Regions from separate parts of the Mus musculus genome. Here regions 2 and 3 are each linked to region 1. A link is a loop called in an ENCODE intact Hi-C map of the cell type or tissue named here. Cell type or tissue: heart. All regions are shown on one strand.

Evidence for each region. A loop is a pair of places that touch in the nucleus more often than their neighbours do. Peaks named below come from ENCODE experiments on the same cell type or tissue, not always from the same donor. Only the 100,000 strongest peaks of a DNase experiment are listed, where the experiment ranks them.
Region 2: a loop joins it to region 1, with 2.2 times the contacts of the local background. A loop is called at or near these places in 2 of 42 quality-filtered maps.
Region 3: it touches region 1 in a loop (2.1-fold over the local background); 18 of 42 quality-filtered maps call a loop at or near these places.

The regions. Positions count from the first base shown.
Region 1 is chr7:80,884,686-80,887,185 of GRCm38, forward strand. No RefSeq gene overlaps it. Among named protein-coding and RNA genes, the nearest start is that of Gm32112, 7.5 kb to the right of the region's middle. In heart, a CTCF peak has its summit at 1,205 (motif pointing right); no DNase peak of the experiment used is centred here.
Region 2 is chr7:81,133,534-81,136,033 of GRCm38, forward strand. The region is part of intron 8 of Slc28a1 (solute carrier family 28 (sodium-coupled nucleoside transporter), member 1); the gene reads left to right. Among named protein-coding and RNA genes, the nearest start is that of Slc28a1, 20 kb to the left of the region's middle. In heart, a CTCF peak has its summit at 1,438; DNase peaks (open chromatin) are centred at 88, 578 and 1,218; H3K4me3 peaks cover 649 bases; H3K27ac peaks cover 1,889 bases.
Region 3 is chr7:81,056,224-81,058,723 of GRCm38, forward strand. It overlaps Alpk3 (alpha-kinase 3), which reads left to right and starts at 1,377. Exons shown (of 14, transcript NM_054085.2): 1 at 1,377-1,549. The coding sequence starts at 1,407. In heart, no CTCF peak of the experiment used is centred here; DNase peaks (open chromatin) are centred at 1,388, 2,008 and 2,415; H3K4me3 peaks cover 1,616 bases; H3K27ac peaks cover 2,500 bases.

The DNA.
Region 1 (2,500 bases):
AGCAGGGCAGACAGCAGGGCCCTTGCCTCTGACCCTGTGATCTAATGGAATTCACAGGGTTGCAGTAGCAAGAGGCATCAGGATCCTTCCAGGCCCACACACTCCAGCAGATGCTGTGCTAAACCAATGATGCTAGTGGCTAAAACCAAAGAATTCTAAAGAGACGATACTACAGTTGCTTCCTTCAGAACAGTTCCAAATGGTCCTTCCCCAGGAGGTCCAGATCTGGCAGATAGCAGCATCAAGACAGGATCCAGACAGGAGGCTGTGGCTCTGGCATGAGACTTGCCAAAGCTTGAAGGGCAGAGCCTGCCTCTGAACTCACTCATCTTTCTGGCTTCTTGATGTGGAGGAGTGAAACACGCCCTGGGCCACCCGAGCTGTGCTGCACTTTGCTGCTCCTTTCAAATGAATTTGCTTATCCTACAGTCTGGATAGCGGAAGCTTGGTGTCCTCAAGCAGACTGACTGGAGAGTGTACAGCTTTAGATGTTCTGAGGGCTGGTCTCTGCAGGGAGCCAAGACTAGACTAGCCGGGCAGTGGTGGTGCACGCCTTTAATCCCAGCACTTGGGAGGCAGAGGCTGGCGGATTTCTGAGTTCGAGGCCAGCCTGGTCTACAGAGTGAGTTCCAGGACAGCACACAGTGTTCACTGCTGATCTATCTCTCCAATCCTTAAACATTTCTATGTTAAGATTTAAAAATTCATTCCTTTCCTCAGTCCTACTTCAAAAGAAACAGAAAGTCAAATACCATTCAGCAGTGAAGAGGATCTTTCCCTTCCCTTCCTACCCACGCTACTTTCTTTAAAAAATATTTTAAAAATATTTTTTAAAAAAGTGCACATGTGTTTTGCTTACAGGCTGTGCATGCCTTAGTGGACAAAGATGCCTGAAGAGAGTGTCAGGATCTTTGGAACTGGAGGTATTAAGCATGGTTGTGAACCACCATGTGGGTGCTGGCAATCGACCCCTCGTGCTCCTTAAGAGCAACAGTGCTGAACTATCTCTCCAGCCCCTGTTTCTTGAGCAGAGGTCCTGATTTATGCTAATCACAGGTCTACCACTCTCTCCTCTGCAGCAGGGAAGACCTGAGCACTGTGGCCCCTGAGTCCCACTGGATGAATTACCTTTTTTTTTTTTTTTCTTTTTAAAGATTTATTTACTATGTATAGAGCATTCTGCCTGCATGTATGTCTGCAGGCCAGAAGAGGGCACCAGATCTCATTATACGGAGCCACCATGTGGTTGCTGGGAATTGAACTCAGGACCTCTGGAAGAGCAGCCAGTGCTCTTAACCTCTGAGACATCTCTCCAGACCATAATTTATTATTATTATTATTATTATTTTCTGTGTGTAGCTCTGGCTGTCCTGAAACTCTCTCTATACTTGGCTGGCCTCTGCCTCCCAAGTACTGGAATTAAAGGTAAGGGCTACATCACATCTGTCAGGGAGAGTTACCAGCAGCTGGTTAAGGGCAGAGCCTGGTCTGGTATCAGTTGAGAACAGCCAAGGCCTTTTTTGCCTTATGGTTTCTATCATCAACTAAAAAATGCCTACAGGCTTGCCCACAGGCCAGTCTGGTGGGGGCATTTTCCTCAGTTGAAGTTCTCTCTTTCTAAACGACTGGCTTGTGTGTAACACTGGCATAGAAAAAGCCGCACAGCCTTGAATCGGGAGGAGTGCCAGGGCTGGGAGAATCAGAAGGGAGAAGGAACACACAAGGGCTGCAGAAACCAAGGGGTTCTGGGACATTTCAGTGAGCCTTATATCCAAGAAAAGCCCCACCTGCCATCAGAACTGCAGAGGGAACTGGGCTAGAGCGGGCTTGCTACAAGTTTTAGCACCATGGACCCGGGAACAGCATCACTACTGATTCAAAAGCCTGCAGCCCAACTGCTGCGAAGCCAGAAGCAAGCACCTTTGAGGCTAAGACCCTCCCGATGAGTCTTCCTGGGTGCTTGCTGACATCTTTGATGCTTTAGAGGTGCTAGGAAGCCTTCTCTGCCACAGGGGACTCCTAGGGAGCAGCACCAAAGGGTGAATGGTATGGAAACAAAGGGTCAGAGGAGACTTCAGGGACCCAGAGGCTGGGTCCCAACCTTTGGGTAGCGGAGAAGATCGGGGTAAGCTCTCCTCTCCAGAGTGCTTGGAACAGTAAGAGACACAGCCCCAAGGGCAGAATTAGGGACCCTGAGTTGCTAGTCAGGGGGATAGGTTCTGGGGAAATATTTACCTCCTATCCTGAAATACAGCGCAACCAAGCTCTCCACCAACTACAAGAGCAGGGTGGCTCACAAAGACTATTTATTCGAAGGGGTTTTCTTTACTCCATAGCAAAGGTGTCTTCTTGTCTGTTTCTGTTTGTTTGTTTGTTTGTTTGAGACAGGGTTTCTCTGTGTAACTCTGGCTGTCCTGGAATTCATTCTGTAGACCAGGCTGGCCTCAAACTCAGAAATCTGCCTGCCTCTGCCTCCCAAGTGTTGGGATTAAAGGCGTGC
Region 2 (2,500 bases), 250 kb after region 1:
GCAGGATGAAGTTGTTCCAAGGGTGTGGCACAGTGGAGACTCTGGAGCCGTGGTCCTCAGAGTGTGGGATGCTCTTATTAAAAACTATAGCCATACTGGCTCACAAACAACAGGAGTCCACTCCTTAGCGCTCTAGCAGCTGGAAGGGACAGCAGAGAGCCCCCAGGGTCATGTTCTGATCAGGAATCCCTCTTCCTGGTCACGGTCAACTCCTCTCCCATCCTCACGTGCTCGAAGACAGAGGGAGCACTTTGGGGCCTCTTGCATAAGGGGAACTGACCCCATTCATGAGGGCTTCACCTCCTGATGGCTCGTCTGAGCCTGTCACCCGGGCTTTGGTTTTATCACATCAATCTGGACAATTCCGCCTATAGCAGGGACACACACAGCCCTGAATGCAGAGAATCAAGCTTTCTCCAGAGCAGATGCCTCAGCCATCTGAGTGGTCTCTGCCCATTCTCAACTGTGTGACCTTGGATGGGTGGCCTGCACCTCAGAGCCTCAGTGTACCCCATTGCTTAAGGGGAGATAGTGATAGCCACCTCAGTTGCTTTGAGGATCAGTGAGCCAGCACATAGCAATGAGTATCTGACACACAGTAGGACTTCCTTCCAGGCACATAGTAGGAGTTAAGAGTCCTTCCTCAGTAGCACTGCCCTGAGTTACACACACTGCTTGTGTACCACCCCAGGCTCTCCAGAGGTGGTTCCTGGGCTGTGAGATCATACTTGCCACGGGGACATTATAACATAACGTACCTTAGAAAATTGGAGCCTGCCTGCCTTCCCCCTTCCCTCTATCCCTCCCCTCCTGCCCCCTCCTTTCCTCTCCCTTCTTTTCTTCTCATTTTCCTTTGTGCTTTTTTTCCTTATCTTCGTGGTGCTGCAGCTCCTGCGCCACACATGCTAGGCAGATGCTTTACCACTGAGCCATCTAGAGACCCCCTTGCTTCCCTTTCCTCCGTCACCATTCACTCCTTCTCCCCAAATGAAGCTTCCCTCTCACCAACAGCCTCCGCCTACAGTTAGAACACACTTTCCGATGCCCACTCTGCCATCCTGGACATGTCCTCCTAGCTCCAGCCTGGGGCTGTAGCCAGCCAGTTGCCCTGGAGTCCCTCACAGAGTCAACCGCGTCAGCTGAGTAGACTCACATCTGGCTTCTGGGAGAGCAGAATGACGTCACCCCCGGAGCTGTGAGCAGCTCCAGCTCCAAGCCTTAGCAAGGAGGGGTTAGAAGGCAGGAACGGAGTTTCTGAATGCAGTATCTATGCTCCCTGTCATGTGATGTCCCCAGCAGCAGGCAAGCCACAGCAATAGGTGGGAAGTGGAGCAAGTCTAGAGAGGCCTGTGGTGTTGGTGGGAAGAGGGAGGGGAAGGTCCACCGCTCTTTTCTTTCTCGTCCCCACAGCTGGGCTGTGGGAGCAGATCTTTGCTGCCACCTAGGACCATCTACTTGTTCTGAGAGATTGTGCAAGACGCTCCCTTTTCAAAATACAATAACCAGCTCCTGCCCTTCGGCCCTCCCTGCCAGCCTGGCCTCCCAGAAGTGCTGCCTGTTGGTACCATCTCTGGGTCTCTTGCTCCCTCTCAGTGTTACTTGGCTTCTGGTTTGTGTCCACATCCTCCCTCTGACACTGTTTTTACCTGGCCAGGCCTGCCCTGAGTGCCATAGTCTCTGTCTGTCTCAAGACTTGTCTTGCCAAAGTGCTGAGGCTCCCGAATATGATTGGCTGTGCCTGCATGGCCTCTGTCCTTCTCCTTTTAGCCGCTCTAACTGGTGTCCTGGGTCTCCTAGACACTATGCTCCTCTCTCTTTAGCCATGCAGGCTGCAGGGTCCTGCTCTGCACACTTCAGCGGGTTTCTGTGAGTGCTGTTTATTCTGTTGCTTCAACTGGACCTCATCACCGTTTTTTTTTCTTTTACTTTTAATTAATTAATTTTCTAGGTATGCGTTGGGGAGGTGTGTTGTGTGTGACACGATGTATACGTGGACGTCAGAGGACAATTTGTGGGAGCTGCTTCTGTCCTACCCTGTGGGGTTCTCCAGGGTAGATCTTGGGTCATCAGGCTTGGTAGCAAGCCGTTACCTGCTGAGCTATCTTGAAAGTCTCAACTGCATTTCTCATGAACCAGCTTCCAAATGCAGTCCCCACCCAGAGTTCCCTCTCAGCCCTAGACCCTTTTACCCAATGGGCAAATTAAGAAAAGGAAGGAAGGAAAAGAAAGAGAAAGAAAGAAAAAGAAAGAAAGAAGGAAGGAAGGAAGGAAGGAAGGAAGGAAGGAAGGAAGGAAGGAAGGAAGGAAGGAAGGAAAGAAAGAAAGAAAGAAAGAAAGAAAGAAAGAAAGAAAGAAAAAAAGAAAGGGAAAGGAAAGGAAAGGAAAGGAAAGGAAAGGAAAGGAAAGGAAAGGAAAGGAAAGGAAAGGAAAGGAAAACCAAATTCCTCACAGCTCTGGCATACAGGGGTGTAAGTGTTTGGGAGTAGTGCCTTCTTTGCTG
Region 3 (2,500 bases), 170 kb after region 1:
GCTAGAGGGATCTTAAGGCATGCATCTTCAGAAGACTCAAGAACAAAGATGAATGGGGGCGTGTGCTCACAACACAACTCCTCCACCCGAGGCTCAGGGATCATTGTTGAAGAGAAAGGGGGAAGACTGTAGAAACAAGAAGTTTCGGTAACAGTGTATCTCCTAGAAATGTCAGAAATTATATACATGAAGTCTCACCAACACCTAGACATGCTGCCTAAACATGACCTGATGAGGGATGATACAAGTAACCGTGCTGTCATGGAACAGGGAAAGTTCACAGGGCCTCAAACCTAAACAAATAACTATAGGCAATTAAGGAATGCTGAGAGCCAGAGAAACAGTCTTCCCCAAGGGGAAGCAGACCAACTGGTTATCCAGTACCAAACGGTCAGCCTGAAGATATACACACACGTAACATTATACAGACTGGGCAGGTTGTGTGTGTGTGTGTGTGTGGTGTAACAACAATTAAAGAAATATTTGTAACAAGAATTAAAGAAAAAGAGGCCATGAAATTGAAATAGAGTGAGCAGGAGAGCAAAGGAGAGCTTAGAGGCAGGAAAGAAAAGAAAATATAGGGAATGCATTTTTTTTTTAAAGAGTGTTTTGGTAAGTCAGGAATGAAGGCACACACCTGTAGTCTCAGCAATTGCCTTGAAGCCAGGACTGAGAGAGAGAATAAACAAATATTTCGGTGAAGACCTTTGATTGGCCCAGGTTAGGTCTGTGGTCAGGGACAGATAAACCCACTGTGGTCACTCCCAAAAACTAAGCGCCAGGTTTAAGCTGTGCTTAGCAGCTTGCTCTGGGAACGGTGAAGGATAGAATCGTTTTTCTAAGCATTAGGACTTGGCCCATTTTCTGACCTTAGGAAATGGAGCCTGAAGGGATGGAAGAGGTTGGATTATTCTAGAAGCCTTTGATGAACCACTAATCTATGCTAGATACTGCTAAGGGTTTGGGGGAGACACACAATGTATACCCAGGAATCTTGGGCTCCTTTGGATAGAGGGAGGTCACTGATAGAGGTGACAGAGTATGTCTTAAGTAGTGGCCCACAGACCACTGGCTGGTGGCTGTCAGTGTGGCCCCTTTCAGGATCTATCTTAAGCTCTCCTCCCCTAGGAACTCTTCTCTACCCTCGTTCTACTTGTTTCTCTAAAAACTGAAAGAAAGCCAGAAGAAAGTTGTGAGGAGGCTGGGGTTCTAAGGACCCTTTCTTTCTGTCTCTGGGTCGGCATTCACGGAGTTTCTCTGCAGGCCTCCCTGGCTCCCGGGTTAGGCTGAGTAGCTGCCTAAACCGGGGGAGGGACAGCAGCAGGTGACAGCAGCCCCGGGTTATAAATAGGGGCGCGCGTCAGAGTCGGGCAGGAGCCGGGGCTGGAGGCAGGGGCTGCGGTGCCATGGGGTCGCGGAGGGCCGCGGGCCGGGGCTGGGGCCTGGGTGGTCGAGCAGGAGCTGGTGGAGATAGCGAGGACGACGGGCCGGTGTGGACGCCCGGCCCAGCCAGTCGCAGCTACTTGCTTAGCGTGCGGCCAGAGGCTAGGTGAGTCGCCCAGGGCCCTGGGTTGCCCCAGGCTGCTCTGTCCTTTGGGTGGTGGCCGGGTGTGGCCAGGCTCTCAAAAGCACTCTGAAATCTGGAGGCCTGGGTAAAACCGGGGCCCTCAAACTTTCTCAACCCTAAGGCCCTGAGGACCCTCTTGGTACCCTTTTGGTCCCTTGAGGGCCCCAGGGTTTCAAATGTGTGGCCCAAGAGGGGAAAGGCCATAGTTTGGAGTGATTTTACAGGGGCCCTTTCCTTATCTCCCTCGCCCACACCAAGCTAACCCCAGGGCTGAATTCCACAGTTAGTGATAAGGGGATCCAGAGTGGCTGAAATTCCTCAGGCTTCAAAGGAGGGGACTGCTGGTTGATGGGTGTGGGGGGAGCCATTAGAGGCTGTTTAGCTTAGAGTCCGAGATCGGCCTTGTGATAACTGAAGTTCCTCCCCTGGGCCTAGGGCTTTGGCCTTCCTGCACTGTGTTGTGTCTGGTTGAGAGGAAGGTGCCAGGAGGTGGCTGTTTGTTGGCCTTGTCTGGGGATCTAGGGAGGATCTGTGGCTTGAAGCTCAGAAGGAGTCAATTGCCCTGCCCAGTGGGACCCAGTAGGGGTTGAACTGGCACAGGAGGGGTGGGACTGGTGAACCCTTTATTGGCCTTGCAGAAAGAGACATTGGAAGGCTTTGTTTTAGGAGCTAGGTTATCCCTAGTTGCAAAGGATACACAGACACTAGGCAAGCCTTGCAAAAGACACTCTAAGAACAAGATGCAGACACCCAAGAACAAGTGCATCGCCCTGGAGACACGGAGACAGGAACTTCCTGCCCCTTGTGGGCAGCTCAGCTTCCCTCTGCTCCTGAGCCCATTTTCCAAAAGGAAATGTAACAGGGTGGGCCTTGGAGTAGGCTGTTACTTCTTAGCACCAAAATTTAGCTTGCGTAACTTGCTTCTCTGAGACA